Linked DNA regions of Homo sapiens: region 1 is linked to region 2. Evidence: chromatin loops called from intact Hi-C (ENCODE). Cell type or tissue: Caco-2. All regions are shown on one strand. Each heading gives the region's core, and the rest is flanking DNA. Links, peaks and the distances in the headings are about the cores only.

Region 1 (8,330 bases), core at 149-8,148, 120 kb before region 2:
GGTCAGCCTCTACCGACAAGATGGGTTCTCCCTTAGACCCTCCATAGAGGAATGCAGCCCTGCTGGTTGCTATGTTGCCTGGCCTGGTTTCAAACTCCCTGGCTCCAGTGATCCTCCCACCTCAGCCTCCTGAGTAGCTAGGATGACAGGTGTGCACCACTGTGCCCCTTGCTTACACTTTCATCTTAGCCTATTGAGGTTCACATTGGACTTCTGACCCGTGGAACTGTAAGGTAATAAATGTGTGTTGTTTTAAGTCACTATATTTTTGGCATTTTTTTATAGCAGCCATAGAAAAAAAAATCCCATATTTTTCCCAAGGAGGATTTCTTCAATTTCTCACTTATGCCTTGAGGCACTCCAGACCTGGTCCATTTTAAATAGTGATTTATGATGTGTGTGTATCACGGCGAGGTATATTGCAGTTTTTAAGACACTCATGTAGATTCAGGCCCAAAACCTGTGTGAGAGTTGGTCAATCACTAAAATTCTCAGGGAACTTTTAAAACTTTCTCTTCAAGCCAAGGGCAAAACAAACCATTTTCCCTGTTCTCTACATTTGTGGGGAAGATTATTTTCCCCAGGTTCCCAGGAACAGTATTTTCCTGTTCCTGAGTCCTAGCTTTACCTGTGGTGGTCTCTGCTGGCTCTCTGCCCTGGGTGGGCCCAAGGCTTTATTCCCAGGTTCCTCTGTGCAGTGATGCACCTGCCATTGGTCCATGTATGCTTCTAGGTTATCTGATGGTGTCACCATCAACTTCTTGGGTTAATTTCCTCATTCATACTCCCCTCCCTGCTTTTATGTTCCCATTTCATCCCGGACTTCTTCAGGTTTCCCTTTCCTTCTAATCATCTAAGAGTCAGACAGAGCCTGTGTGTGTGTGTGTGTGTGTGTGTGTGTGTGTGTGTGTGTGTGTTAGTATTTTGTTGAGTATTTTTAGATGATATACAGCAGAAGAATTTAAGGATCTCTAGTCTTTCATAGCAACAAAATGGACATCACAAAAAACTTTTGAATCTGTCCCTTTCTCTCTGTGGCCTTAGTTTGTCTCCACTCTCTACTTTCACACCTTCCTGTCAAGTTCCTCCTATTTAGTCTCTTTCTCACTCTGATCCATCCTTTCCATTGCCAGGAGGGCTGTCTTTCTAAGACATCCATCTATGTATAGTTAATGTCCTATCTCCCGTGTTCGGCATGCAAACCCCTCCATGGTGTAAGTTTGCCCCTATTTCTCCAATCTAGTCACTTCCCTCTTCCCACCCTATACTCCAAATATACTGAGTTATTTGCGTTTTCCCCAGTGAGCTATGTTGTTCAACAAATCTGTTTTTTTTTTCCATATTGATTCCTTTACTCAGAGTACTCTTTTTTTCTCACCCCCATCTCCTTTTGTTAACCTTGAAAACTCCTTAACTTAAATTCCTAGTTTTGTTGTTGTTGTTGTTGTTGTTGAATTTGAGACAGGGTTTGGCTTTGTTGCCCAGGCTGGAGTGTAGTGGTGCAATCACGGCTCACAGAAGCCTCAACTTCCGGGGCTCAAGGGATCCTCCCACCTCCGCCTCCTGAGTAACTGAGACCACAGGCGTGCACTACCACACCTGGCTATTTTTTTGTACTTTTAGTAGAGACAGGGTTTCACCATGATGGCCAGGTTGGTCTTGAACTCCTAAGCTCATGCAATCCACCTGCCTTGGCCTCCCAAAGTGCTGGGATTACAGGCGTGAGACACTGCGCCTAGCTGATCATCTTCTTGATGAGCCTTCTTTGTCCGTCCTTTCCCTCCTCTGCGCACAATTCAGCCAGCTTTGACTGGCCACTGTGTTCCAGCCCCAGTGCTGGTCCAGGAGTTACAAAATTAATAGGATCAAATTTCACCCTTTAGGAACTCATATTTCTGTAGGACTCACCAAGTAATGAGGTTAATCAAGTCATCTTTATGTTACCATTTCACATAGGACTTACTCCTGTTATAGTACTTTATACCAAGTGTTGACTCCTTTGTGTACGTATCTGAGTCTCTTGATGTTTATATTTCCATTCCTAATTAACATATTTTATTCTGATTTTATACAAAGGGATGGGGAGGAATAAATAATTTGTTTATATATCTACCTCCTCTGTTAGGCTGTGGCTTCTTTTAGAAAGTGAATCCTGCATTATTTGTCTTTGTGAATATAGTAGGTACTTAATAAATAAATGGACAAATGAATAAATTCTTACCTGTTCTGACATTCTGTAGTTCAAAAGTTGCCTCTGTAGAAAAGCCCACAGCAAACTTTTCTGATTTTTCTTCACAGAGACTTCCATTATACCACTTAGCCTTTTGTTATATTTTTATATTGTTTGCTCTACATTGAGATAATTTTTTAAAACCCTAGATTTCTAGTATCTAGGGCCTGGCTGGAGTGCAATGGCGTGATCTTAGCTCACTGCATCCTCTGCCTCCAGGGTTCAAGTGATTCTCCTGCCTCAGCCTCCGGAGCAGCTGGGATTACAGGCATGTGCAACTATGCACAGCTAATTTTTATATTTTTAGTAGAGATGGGGTTTGCCATGTTGGCCAGGCTGGTCTTGAACTCCTGACCTCAGGTGATCTGCCCACCTCGGCTTCCCAAAGTGCTGGGATTACAAGTGTAAGCCACTGTACCCAGCCAGGTTGAAGTTTTCAAATGCAAGCCCACCAAGTAGGTCTTAGAAATGTCCACTATTTAAAACATTCAACATTACATATAAAACAACTTAAATTGTAAAACTTAAAACTTCTTAAGTAGTTAAAAGACAGAATTTTGTAGTTAAAAGAGAGAACATGCACAAATAATTGACCAGTTTACTAATTAACTAAAGGTTAAAGAGAAAAAAATTAAAGGGAACTTGGCCGGCACGGTGGCTCACTCCTATAATTCCAGCACTTTGTGAGGCCAAGGCGGGCAGATCACCTGAGGTCAGGAGTTCGAGATCATCCTGGCCAACGTGGCGAAACCCTGTTTCTATTAAAAATACAAAAAATTACTCAGGCCTGGTGGCAGGCGCCTGTAATCCCAGCTACTGGGGAGGCTGAGGCACGAGAATCGCTTGAACCTGGGAGGCAGAGGTTGCAGTGAGCCGAGATCGCACCACTGCACTCTAGCTTGGGGGATGGAGCGAGACTGTCTCAAAAAAAAAATTAAAGGGAACCTTTAAAGTTTTAACCTTTTAACTAGTTAACTGAAAGTAAGTATCACCTACGATTTATCCAACTGAAGTATCTCTGGAACATGTGCTTTAATACTTTGAACCAATTCAAGATATGAGGACTATCTGAGATGTGCTTTTAAGTTTCTTAACAGTAGGTGGCGCTCACATCATAGTGTTGGTTGGTCTTTAAATTTGCTGGTTTTCCAAAAGATAGTGGCCTGGGGAGGCCAAAAGATGGTTCTCCACATTCATTATGTATGTGGAGGTCAGAATGTGTAATTGTTATAAGGACAAAAAACAGAATTGTATTAAACAATAAGTATTGCTAGTAATTTATCCAGACTCTGTTAGCTAGTACTCTAGGCAGTTGGGCACGTTTCTTTGCTTGTGTGGTTTAATCAATATACTGGTTAAAGAAAAGCAGGAGGGAAGAGTGACAATTTAGCAGGATGTTGAAAAGTGAGCAGTATGGGCTTTGGAATTAGATAGACCTACAGTTATATAAAACAAGGGATACCAAGCCCCTCGTTAATATTTACTCTTCAGCGTGGTTTTCACCTCCATTACTCTATTAAAAACAGTTTCCCCACCACCACACCTGGCTAATTTTTGTATTTTTAGTAGAGACAGGGTTTCACCATGTTGGCCAGGCTGATCTCGAACTCCTGACCTCAGGCGATCCACCCGCCTCGGCCTCTCAAAGTGCTGGGATTACAGGTTTGAGCCACTGCGCCTGGCCTTAGCTAGTCTTCTTGCATCTGATAGCAATACCCCACAGATCAGGAGGAGATTCCAGACGTAGATCAGATTTCAGAATCAGTAGGGATTCTCAGTAGAGGAACAACGTAGCAGAAAATCTCAATCACAGCCAATGCTCAGTTAATTCCAGCTTCTACCCATCCTGCTCCATGTTGGTCCCCAAGGTAGCATCCGGGCTCTGATAGACTCATGTGGCATGAAGGGAAGGAGGAGGTTTCTGGTTTGTTGTCATCCTTGGCCAGCATCAGCTGCTGTCAGTCTTGTGTTGCATCCTTGTTTATTGGCCTCTATCTCCACTGCATTTGGTGAGGTAATGACAACTAATTAAGTCTCTCTTCTATGTTCTTGACTTAATTTACTCATTTAGTTCACACAACTATCCTATCAGGTAAGAACTATTGTTACATTCATTTTACAGGTGAGAAAACCTAGGTGCAGAGAGGTTAGGTAAATTGCCCCAGGCCATACAGCTAGACAGCGGCAAATACACTGGCTCCAGACCTGTCTCTTAACCATAGGCTGCATTACCTCTTTCTATCTGGTGTTCCCAAGGGCCCTACTTGGCCAGGAAGGTTGTTTTTTTGTTTTTGTTTTTTTCCTAATATGGTACTAAATTTGATTTGTGACTTAAAAAAAATTTCGACTTTTATTTTAGATATAGCAGGTACAGATGCAGGCTTGTGACTTGGGGATATTGCACCCAGGTAGTCAGCACAGTACCCAATAGGTGGTTTTTCAACCCATGCCCCTCTCCCTCCTTCCCTACTTGAGCAGTCCGCAGTGTCTGTTCCCATGTTTATGTCCATGTGTGCTCAATGTTTAGCCCCCACTTATGAGGACATGTGGCATTTGGTTTTCTGATTTGTTAACTTTTTTAAAAAAGGTTTGCATCTACATTCATAAGAGAGCATGGCTTACAATTGTATTTTCTTGTACTCTTCTTATTTTGGGGAGTATCAACATTATACTAGTCTCATAAAGTGAGTTGGACAGCTTTCCCTCTTTTTCTATTCTATGAAAAACATCTATAAGGGCTTATTTCTTCTATGAAGGTGTAACAGAGCTTGCATATAAAACTGGGCAGCCGGGAGTGGTGGCTCACGCCTGTAATCCCAGCACTTTGGGAGGCCGAGGCCTGTGCATCATGAGGTCAGGAGTTCAAGACCAGCCTGGCCAACATGGTGAAACCCTGTCAGTACTAAAAATACAAAAATTAGCCGGGCGTGGTGGCGGGTGCCTGTAATCCCAGCTACTCAGGAGGCTGAGGCAGGAAAATTGCTTGAACCCAGGAAGCGGAGGTTGCAGTGAGCCGAGACTACACCAATGCACTCCAGCCTGGGTGACAGAGCAAGACTCCATCTCAAAAACAACAACAACAAAAAAAAAAACAAAAAAAAAACTGTCTGGGCTGGTGGCTTTTTGAGCATGGTAAGACTTTTACTTAACTAGCTTCCATCAAGCAGCCATTCTGCACTAGACAGAATGAGGCTGCCGCCTCCTGCAGGGAGCACTGACTGGGATCTTGTTCCTACTGTCAAAGGTGCAGAGTGTCAAGTGGTGGAGGCGATGGCAGTGATGTTTCTGCTAGGACAATCTCATGATGTGAGTAGGCATTTTTCCTAGATGTGTGGGTCCTGATATACAAACCTGGCTGTCAGCCCTACCTGGAGAACTGGGGAGTTACCTAATATCTTATTAGCTCTTCTCTGCTTAAATTAGCTTGAGTAGATTCATTTTTCAGCAACTAAGAATAAACTTTAGGACATAATACATGGTAATTTTTGTATATGTACACTCTTTCTTATTTAATACTATTTTTGTCCACTTAAACTATCATTTCTTATAGTCTACTAACATATAACAAGCTATATTAATAAGTCCATTTAAATTTATGATTTTTTGATCAATCCTTTTATCATCAGATACTGTCCTACTTTCTATTTATTACTTTTAGCCCTAAATTCTATTTTATTTGGTACAATTTTGTTACAGTGGCTTCTTTTCTATTACTATTCCTATTAGTTAGAATTGGGTTCATCTGCAAAGAACTGAGACTCAGAATAACAGGAACCCAAGGGAGAGAGGAGCTTTTTCTCTCAGGTGGAAGTCCTGTGAGAGGCAGCCCAGGGTGAATAGAATGGCTCTGTTTCAGAGCCCTTGGGGACCTAGGTATTTCAGCCTCACTACTCAGTCATCCGTAGTGCATGCTCCTCATCCTCATGATCCTCCGCTGAACTAGAAGCCTTCTCAGCATAATTCAAGAAGGAGCCTGCACACAGGCAGTAAGGTCAGCCCTCTGCAGGATACTTTTCTGTGGATTCAAGATAGTGTCTGTGCTCTTTATTTTTTTAATTTTAATTTTAATTTTAATTTTGTAGAGATGGGGGTCTCACAATGTTGCCCAAGCTGGTCTTGAATTCCTGGGCTCATGTAATCCTCCTGCCTTGGCCTCCCAAAGTGCTGGGATGGCACAGGCGTGAGCCACCGTGCTGGGCCTCTGTGCTCTTTATGATCTCAATGTCAAACATCCCACTTGCCACTTGCCACTCACAGTCTCTTTTCAGCTTTCTCTCTCTAGTATCCCAGCTCAATCATCTTTCAACTCCACTGGGGCCTTCCATCCATTTCTGACATCAGTTCTTCCTTCTCTACTCTTCCCAAGCATACAGTTGTGCCATTTTTCCTTCCATCTTATATCTTATTTGGTCCCAGCACCCCCACACCACCTCCCTCTGCCTGCCAATTATGGTCTCATTTCTTTTCTTTTCTTTTCTTTTCTTTTCTTTTCTTTTTGAAACAGTCTCACTCTGTTGTGCAGTGGCGTAATCTCAGCTCACTGCAACCTCTGCCTCCCGGGTTCAAGTGATTCTCCTGCCTCAGCCTTCCCAGTAGCTGGGATTACAGGTGTGTGCCACCATGCCCAGCTAATTTTTGTATTTTTAGTAGAGACGGGGTTTCACCATGTTGGCCAGGCTGGTCTGGAACTCCTGACCTTGTGATCCACCGGCCTTGGCCTCCCAAAGTGCTGGGATTACAGGCGTGAGCCACCGCACCCAGTCTGGTCTCATTTCTTTAATCATTCTTGAAAAAGCTGTGAGTTCTCACTGTCTCCAATTCTCTGTCCTCCAATCCTTCCCTAAGCTTACTCTAATCAGGCTTTTGCCCAGGTCACCACAGAAACCTCCTCAATTTTGCCAAATCCAGGAGCGGATTCACAGTCCTCATCTGCTGGGAGATCAGGTTCCCTTAGGGCCAGAAGAGGGGGAGCTGTGTCCTGATGAGACCAGCCGTCCGCTGATGAGAAGGGATGGCTAGACCTTTCCATGCCTGCCAGCATTCATCTCATCAGGGTGGTTTGCTTTCACTGACATCCAGTATTACCAATTCATTATTTTAGAAGTTACATGGTGGGCCTGTGTTTTTGACTGCCCACAGGACTCCATGTAGAGAAATTGTCATTGGTGAACTCGTATGTCATTCTTCCTTCAGGAAACATGCTCACCAAAGTGATGACTTTAGCTGCAAGCACACCAGGGAAGTCCAGCCTCCTCTGAGGCTCCCACTCCAGCCCATGTGATGGAATCAAGGCTAAGCTGGGAGGCAGAGAGAGGGGCAGATGGAACAGAAAGACTAACCTCACTAACTGGTCTCACAGACAGTACCCAAATTTAAGAGAGCTTGACATTTTCGGATCCATGTATTTGGAATTTGAAACAGTCTTGGAATGAGAATTATGAGCTTCTTTTTGCAAATTTTATTGTTTTTTTTTTTTGAGACGGAGTTTTGCTCAGCCATCCAGGCTGGAGTCCAGTGGCACGATCTCAGCCCACTGCAACCACTATCTCCTGGGTTCAAGCGATTCTCTGGTCTCAGCCTCCCAAGTAGCTGGGATTACAGGCACCCGCCATCATGCCCAGCTAATTTTTGTATTTTAGTAGAGACAGGGTTTCACTATGTTGCCCAGGCTGGTCTTGAACTCCTGACCTCAGGTGATCCGCCCGCCTTGGCCTCCCAAAGTGCTAGGATTACAGGTGTGAGCCACCGCGCATGGCCAGGTTTTATTCTTAACAAGCATTCATCAAGTAAAACAAGTCAGGCACGGTGGTGGTTCATTCCTGTAATCTCAGCTCTTTGGGAGGCAGAGGAAGGAGGATCGCTTGAGGCTGGGAATTCGAGACCAGCTTGGGCAACATAGTAGGACCCCATTTCTATAAGCAATTTAAAAATTAGCAGGATGTGCAGTCCATGCAACTCAGAGTTGAGGCAGGAGGATTGCTTGAGGCCAGAAGTTAGAGCCTGAAGTGAGCTATGATTGCGCCACTGCACTCCATTCTGAGCAACAGAGTGAGACCCCATCTCTAAAAAAAAATTCAAGTAGAACAATAGTTGTCCAGCC
Region 2 (8,330 bases), core at 277-8,276:
CAAGTCAATGGACGTTTGTATAGCCATTTATAGTAATCATTACAAAGCAGGTAAAACTATACTTTTAAAAATGGCTATATAATAGAATTTTGAATACAAAATTGGATTTATAATTGAATTTATAATTGAATTTCTACTATTATATTAAAAATAACCAATGTATTTACTCATTGAACAGGACTATGTACCGGACTCTGTCCTAAGTGGTTTGCATGTATTGTCATCCTATTTAATCTTTCTGACAGCTCCGTGACTTATAGGAAATACTGCTAGTCTTATTTCACAAGCAAAGCAACTGAGGCACAGGGAAGTTCAGTAATGTGAGCAAGATTATACAGTCAGTCATTGGCAAAGCTGGCATTTCAGCTAGTACTTGACTTGGAGCCCAGGCTACAAGTCCACTATAGAACTTGCCCTTCAATTATGTTAAATATACAAAATAGGTGATCATGAAAATTGCTGTAGCCAGGTGGCAGAATTATGTTGACTTCCCATCTCTTTCCCCCCAAATAATTTATTTTTTATTTTCCAAGAATACATCATAATAGTTATGATTCCTAGACCACCAAGGAAAGAAATCACATGTGACTATGACCTTTTTTTGTCTTCTTCTGTCTTCACCATTGTATTTTGCTGTATTTGATTTTGAATTCCCCTATGCACATGCACAAACTGGACAGTGCCATTGGACACGCAGGCAGTGTACTGGGAGACAGTCGTGGTGTGCTCAGAGGTATTGCCACGGCCTGAAGTTCCTCTCTTGGCCGCAGCTGCCCCCACTCTGCTGCAATCTTCTGGGGAGGGTGAGTCCCCTCCTCATCAACACTGAGGCTCTTTGAAAAAAACATTTTTCTAACTCATAAGAGAGTCTGCTGTACCATGGTTAAGAGCAGCATATTAGCATCAGAAAAACATGGATTCAAATCTTGGCTCTGATGGTCTCGATACCTGGGCAAGTGCTTTAGGCCTCTGCTTTGACTTTGGACAATAGAAGTAACAGTACGCAGGGGTGTCCAAGGGAGAGAATGCACTCACGGGTTCTTAATTTCTGTTTCTGGTTAGGCCAGTAAAGACCTTTCCTCATCCGTCTTTTCCACTTATCACTAGAGACAGAAACTAAAACCTATGTCTTCAGGCACTAAAAGCCTAAAACAAAACAAAACAGAACAACAACAAAATAAGGCGAGTTGGACAAGCTTGGCAGAGTTTTTTTGGGAATAGGATGCTGTTTGGATTGGACCAGAGTACCCGGCTCATTGTAGGGTATGGCATGTCAGGATTTATCTGACATCTTTTTTATTAATTTGTGAGGTTATACATTTCTCAAATATTAACCATTTGTATTTCTTCTTTGATGAATTGCCTGCTCATACCACTTCCTCATTTGGCAATTGGCAGTTTGATTTTACGGTATGTTTAAGTCACGGACCAAGAACATTTTGGAAGCATCCAAATGAAAAAAGAGATGTGGAGTGGGGGTCTTTTTCCTTGCAAGTCTAATGCCTTTTTTCCCTCCAAGGAGCATTTTTCATTGGTTAATGCAGCCTCCTCTCTCCCTACAACTGGCCCAGCTTCTTCCCTCAGAAAATTACATCTGCTTTGTAGAGTCAATCTTTAGAATAGCTGATTTCCCTCCTGGATGGCTGCACCCACAGGTCTCACATGCATAATTTCTTTCTCTGCCTATTTAAGTTGCATTCTGTGGGAATGACTGTGTCTGTGACCAGTCTGCTCAGAGAGGCTCTATTTGAGTGTGTGAATACCTAACAAGCGTGCCCTTCTCAGCCCTGTGCAGCCATACAGCCTACCAAAGCGCTGACCTTTCTGAGTAAAGTGCAAAAGCCTAAGGGATTGCTTAGATAAAAGGTGCATTCTTCAGATAGCTGAACCTCTTTTCCCCTCTGGCCTAGCCCCCATCTTGCTGGACTTGGACAGTTCACCTTTTTTTCCATCATGGGGCAGAAGGGACCTGGGCCATAGAAGTTGAGCATTTCTAAATTGCAAAAGGAGCCAAACCTCCCTCCAGTCCCGTGATTCTTGTCAGGAAAGTTCTTGTGGATAAACATGTTTGGTTCAGGAGATGGTCTGTGTGGCTTGGTAGGAGCATGAAGCTGGCTGCTGGTCTTAAACATACGTCTGAGTAAGGCATAGGGGTTGGGGATGCTGGTAACATGGAGGGCTTTTCTTCCATCTGCATCTTAGAGAAATGCTGCGTGCCTCCAGCTGTTCTCTAGCCAGTTTAGAAAGGATAGTCAATGATCATTTGAAGTGTATCAGAGAAGCAGTTTGCTCCGCAGTATATTTTTTCTATACCCTTAGAGTTCAAGGTATACTTTGGATTCTTTTTTTATTCTGATGATTGGTCTGCGTACTCAGCTAACTGGAAAAATACTTTTACCAGTTGAGAAAAGTGATGTTGGTATTCCATAGACTTGCCTACCACCACGTCATCCTGTGTACTTTGCAAAGTCTCCTAACCTCCATCTTGAGCAAGAGTCTCTAGAATCTTCCAAGAAAAGTAAGGAACTTGATCTAGGGCAATGGGAAGAACAGAGAACTTTACCCCAGGACACTCTGCTCTTGGATGACCCAAGAGAAACCACTTAGACTGTCTCTCATTTTCTTCACCTTTACAATGGGGAGATTCATCCCTGGTCTGGCTGCTTCAAGCATTGATGCAAGGATAAATGAGACACAGGACGGAAAGTGCTTTGCAAGTGTACCAGGCTCGATGCAGGCAGCGTTTCAGGGTGACACTCCTTGCCAGCATCAATTTCAGCATGGGTTAGACAGGAACCTGCTCTGGTCTTGGAAGGCACATCCAGACAGTCAGTATCAGTGAAGGTCAGGGCTACATGTGATGTGTCTTACTGTGAGGCTTCATTTCCCAGCACAGCCTCACTTGGTTAGAGCACCAGGAGGCGAAGGAACAAGGTCCCTCTAATCCTTTTACTGAGTCTGCATAAAGGAACCCAGACGCTTTCCTGGCCCCTCCTGGACCATCCCCGCTCCTTTCAGGTCCGGGAGCAGCACAGGGTTTGGAGAGTGTAGAGTCTGGTGCCTGCACCTCACACCTGTCTCTGCTCCTAAGAACTGCAGCAGCTTTGGGCTGTAGGAAGACCCTCCACTGTGCTTGCCCGGGACACTCTGAAACCTTGCTCCTCTGGCAGCTGCCTGCTCCCTGGCTCCTGCACCCCGCCTCTCGGAGTCTCTGGTCTGCGCTGCAGTTAGAAACCCTGCCTGGAAGTGGATCCACTGAACAGTAATTTGGTCGTCACAGCAGGTACTTCCTTGCTTTTTCATTCCTGCCAGAACTGGGTGTGTTTTGGTGCTCTAGGGCAGCAGATTGGTAGAGCAGCAGGAATAAGGAGCTGCCAGTCCAGCCCCAGGAATTTACTGGTCATTGTTCCTGTCTCGGCTCTGCCCCGACAGATTTCCGTTTGTTTAATGATCAGAGGCTTCATGTGGTCCTGGGGCCCCAGGAGGGGGTAGGGAAGGATGTTTCTAAAGCGGAGCCAGGAAGAAAGTGATGCACTACTGAAGGGTTTCAACTCTAAGGAGGCTACGTCCTCATTAGGAACAAATTCATTAATGAGCCACATCAGCTGCAGGGAGGAAGAAGCTCATAATTAATTATAGCTGCTCAGATGAGCTGCCAGATTCGGAGGAGTCAAGAAGGAAGATTGTGTGTTGTTTGGATGTCTCTAGATGTGTTCCTCGGAAGCGATGGCAGCTCTGGGAACTAACTTTCTAGTTAAGGATTTGAGCGTTCTTCCTCTTTCTGCAAGATCCAGTCTTAGTTTATTGAGCAGTGAATTCGTTTCTGACCCCACTCACCTATTCCCGGGAGCAAAAAGGAAGTCAGTATTTGCTTTTCCAGCAAGGTCAGGGATTACCTGACCAAGTCCTTTAACAGCTGCGAAACAGACACAGCTGTGCTGAAGGCACGAGCTATCAGCTCCGGCCCTGCAGCCGAAACCTGGCTTTCTGGGAAGGAGACGAGTCCTCCCTGCTGTGGGCTATGCAGCAGGAGGATGCAAGGGAAGGTAATGTGGGCACAGCGTTCCTCCCGACTGTTTTCTCTTCTTCGTGAAGCTCCAGATTCAGCTGCTGCAATGCAGGCGAAAATGACACACACTTGCAAAAAACGTGGGAATGGAGTTAATGAGATTGTGTTAATGTGTCATTTATTGAGCAGGACTCATCTCTGTTTGCCAGGTCGGCAGGAGGTGAGCCCGCTGGAGAACTCAGTTGGCAGAATCTTTCTCAGTGCTTCTCACCTCCTCTGGTGTCCCGGCTTCGGCCCTCTCAATGTTTAGAAGCAGCGGTCAGATGCCTCCTGCTTCTTGGCACAGGGAATATTTGCACTTGAAAGGCTGGGGTCCTGGGATGGGGAAAGAGGAAGCTCTCATCATCTTGGCATGATCAGTCCAAGGTACAGGTGATTTTTTTTTTTTTCTTATGGAAAGAGTGCTTTGTCTTTGCAAGGGATCATGCAGGGATTGGCAGGGTTGTTGTTTGGTGAACTACCTTGCTAAATACTTGACTTTGTAAGGTTGAATTCTCCAAGAATTCTCGTGGCAATGAGGCTGAGACTTGAGCCAAGCTGTCTTTTCAAGGAAATCCAAGGTGCTATTTATTTTGGCATGCAGCCTGCTCTGGGATGAAATACCACATTTTTATTATTGCAGAATAAAAAGAGGTTTGAAGAGAACAAAAGTACAGAACCAGGTTTGTTTCAAGACTAAGTAAGGGAAGGTCTCTTTATATTTGGATTTGAGGTTAGAAATGAGCTTGAAAATGGCATCATAAAAGGCGTAAGTGTGGAGAGGAGAGGGTGCGGATAAATGCTGCAGGAGTTGGGCTTACCTGGGGAAACCCATGTTCCTGGGCACTGAGGGTGGACCCAGCTGGAATGGTTTCCAGTCTGGCCTGGTAGCTGCACGTGGACTATCATCGCTGTCTGCCAAGTGACCACTTCTTTGCTGGATTTTTGAATGGTCAGCCTTGGTCCTCACCTCCTTACCGCCCCATAGGCTTGGAAAGGCACTGTGGAATGATGGAGTCACACAAGCTATCCTGCTCCTAATTAACTGGAGAACTTTGGATTAGCCACATGGACTCTTTGTGCCTTAGTTTCCTCGTTTGTAACTTGGACATGTTCCTGTTTCCTAGGATTGCTTGTATGAGGATGAAATGAGAAAGTATACCCAGTAGCTGATTCCCAGTGTAAGTGCTTAGCTCTTGTTAGTTTCTTTCCATGGGTTCCCTTTGAAGACAGACAATTTTGTTCCTTTTATTTTGTTCATCTAAGAACCATGGACTGAGTGTCTGCCGTGAGTTAGACATGAGGAGTTGGGGGTGACATGGGAATAAGACTTGCAATAATTCTGACCTTCACAAGCTTACAGATTAGTAGGGGAGAAGAGCTAGAGAGAAAGCAAGCTATGTATGCCCAAAACATCTAGAATATGATGAGCTATGGAGAGAGGTTGGGCCCTAACTCTGGATCCTTGATCCTGGCATAGGACAAAAACAAATGAAAAGTAACGTAATAACACCAGGTATTTAAAGGTTCTGAACAGTGGGGATACAACTTAACAGAATGGGTAAGAAATGGCTTTATGATCAGGTGCCGTGGCTCACCCCTGTAATCCCAGCACTTTGGGAGGCCAAGGTGGGCGGATCACCTGAAGTCAGGAGTTCAAGGCCAGCCTGGCCAACATAGTGAAACCCCATCTCTACTAAAAATACAAAAATTAGCTGGGCATGGTAGCGCGCGCGACCGTAATCCCAGCTACTCGGGAGGCTGAGGCAGGAGAATGGCTTGAACCCAGGAGGCGGAGATTGCAGTGAGCTGAGATCAAAAGAAATGGCTTTATGTCAAAGCTTTAAATGCTCCAGAGAGTTGCAAAATTCCATTTTAAAGGGGAACTGTGTCCCATAAAGCTATTTTCATATTCTGTTTTATTGCAAACAAGGTAGCATGCATATGTTGATGTGGCAGTTATTTTTACCTAACCTAACCACACTGAGCATTGCCCACTGGAAGGAAACTCCCTTAGCTAAGCTCCACGATGTCTGTTGCTAGGACCATGGAGGAAAGTGCGGAAGGCTGGGGGTGGGAGTCGGGGCTGGAAGTGGTGACTTGTGCACACGACAGATCCCTCCTTCCTTCCTTCCTGTATTATGAGCCCTTTAGAGTAAAAAGTTGCCGAGAAACCCCTCCTTTGAGAGTTGGGTGTCAGCTCCACTTAATTTCTGTAGCCTTGAAATGATTAATTTTACTGAAATCCAAGTCTAAGAGAAATCCAAGTCTAAGAGAAATCTTCGAGGTCTCTACAGAGTTCTTTTTAATGAAATTTGACCTAATGTGTGCTGAATAATTCTTTAAAATCATATGATCTGATATACGATGGGCTGAATTCCTAATTCTAACCAAAGGCTAGGCGTGTGATTGAAAAGTCCCTAGGCTGATGATGAGAGTTTGTGAAGCCAAAAGTCCAGCTGTACCCAAGTGGCCCCCTCCTCTGCAGTAGGAGCTTCTCCAGCCTTGGAGAAGCAGAGCTCTCCTTTGGCTCAGGAGGCTTTACAAGAGAGCAGTTCTCCTCTAAGCCCAGAGGCTTTTTGTGTTTACTGTGGGAGAGGCAGAGAAGCACCAGTCAGAAGCATTTCCCCTCACAGGGGGAATTAAAGATCAGTCATAGTGTCAGGGAACCCGGCTGACTTACAGGGTGGACAAAGGCTTACAAATCACTTTTGTTCCCAACCCAGGCTTGGAGTCGGCTAGACTTGAGGGCACATCCTGCTACAACACTTGCTTGTTATGTGACATGGATCAGCCCTGTCAACTCTCTCAGCCTCAGTCTCCCTCCCTTAAAAATAGGAATAATAATAATCCTCTTTGGGTGATGGTGTAAAGATTGCATGAGATAATTCATGAATGTCAAGTACTCCCAGCTCTGCCCGTTGCTTAGTAATGTTACAGGGGTGGGAGGGAGAGGGGAGCAGGAGCAGGAGAGGCTGCGATGGTGGAGATGAAGGGTCAAGCTTAGGGTTTGCCACCTCACTCTTTTCTTCTGCAGGCTTCACCTGCCACTGCCTCCTGCATGCCAGCATCGCCTGCTGCAGACTGCAGAGCTGGGGTGGTGAGAGAGGCAGCGGTGTTCTCTGCCTGGGAGCCTTCTCTTTATAACAAGGGCAAGCCTGCCTCACCCCAGGTTAGAACCTTCCACACCTCTCCACCGTCTGCCTCCTTGGCGGCCACTCTCAGCCTCTGCAAGACCACCTACACTCTCAGCTCCCTTGTCTCTAACTTCTCTAGCTCTTTGTTTTCAACAAACCAGGATGTGCTGGTGCACTGCCTGCTGCCTCAGAGGTAAGCAAGGTACTCAGTGTGCCAATCCTTCTGCAAGGATTGTCTCTGCTTCTAGAAAACATGCCTGCCCTTTGGGGCTCCATCCACCTGGATAGGGCAAGGCCTGTCTGGCAGCTGCTTGGCAAACGGGCTGGAGGAGATGAGGCAGAAGCAGCACTCGCAGGAAGAAGTGATGCTAAACTTTCTGGTGGCAAACTTTGGCATTTCTCTCTTATTTGACAGGCCTCATCTTTTCCAGCCCTCTTCTCCAGTTACTTGTTTGTCCCCTTTTTTCCATCCTTGGTTTCTGGGGGCCACCCATCATCCTTTTCTTTCACTCTCAGTTTCTCCCAGTCCTTCCCTCATCACTGGTTCACTTTCCTGGTCTGGAGTTCATTGTCAAGCACATTGGAATTCCTAAAACAACCCTGCTTCCACTGCTGCGGTGTCACAGATAATTCATTATTCTGATGTATGTGGAGTTACAATCATAAAAAGCCAATTTCCTGGGTGATTCATTGTAATGGGGGCAGGAGCTAGGATGTTTACCATTTGAAGAAAGAGTCCTGGAAATGGATTAAAACTTTGGGGAGAATTTATGGTCAAACCTCAAGGCACACTAATTCAGAGCCAGGGCAATATTCTGCTTGAATAGTTACCCATGTCTTCGGGCCACCCAGGTTGAACTTCCCCTTGTTCTGCCCATGGTTAGAAATTACCTCTAAGTAGCAGCTCCCTGTCAGTACTTGCAATTATGTCATCTCTGTCTTCTGTTTGATTGACATGTCACACATCATTTATAGGTACTCTGATTCCAGCTTTTTCGCAAAGTGGATTATAAGTCCCTTCCCAGGATGGGGATAGGTAGATTTCAACTCTTGAGATTATGGCAAGAGCCCTGTGCTGGTATCAGAAGCCTGGGTCTGATACTAGCACCTTCACGAATAGTCTGAGACACCTTAGAGCAATTAAC

The links. A loop is a pair of places that touch in the nucleus more often than their neighbours do. Peaks named below come from ENCODE experiments on the same cell type or tissue, not always from the same donor. Only the 100,000 strongest peaks of a DNase experiment are listed, where the experiment ranks them.
Region 1: a loop joins it to region 2, with 4 times the contacts of the local background. A loop is called at or near these places in 24 of 110 quality-filtered maps.

What each region holds. Positions count from the first base shown.
Region 1 is chr1:62,402,601-62,410,930 of GRCh38, reverse strand. No RefSeq gene overlaps it. Among named protein-coding and RNA genes, the nearest start is that of USP1, 30 kb to the left of the region's middle. In Caco-2, for the core only: CTCF peaks have their summits at 3,136 and 3,346 (motif pointing right); no DNase peak of the experiment used is centred there.
Region 2 is chr1:62,281,915-62,290,244 of GRCh38, reverse strand. All of the region lies in intron 1 of KANK4 (KN motif and ankyrin repeat domains 4), which reads left to right. Among named protein-coding and RNA genes, the nearest start is that of KANK4, 33 kb to the left of the region's middle. In Caco-2, for the core only: no CTCF peak of the experiment used is centred there; DNase peaks (open chromatin) are centred at 1,814, 3,364 and 3,934; H3K4me3 peaks cover 1,066 bases.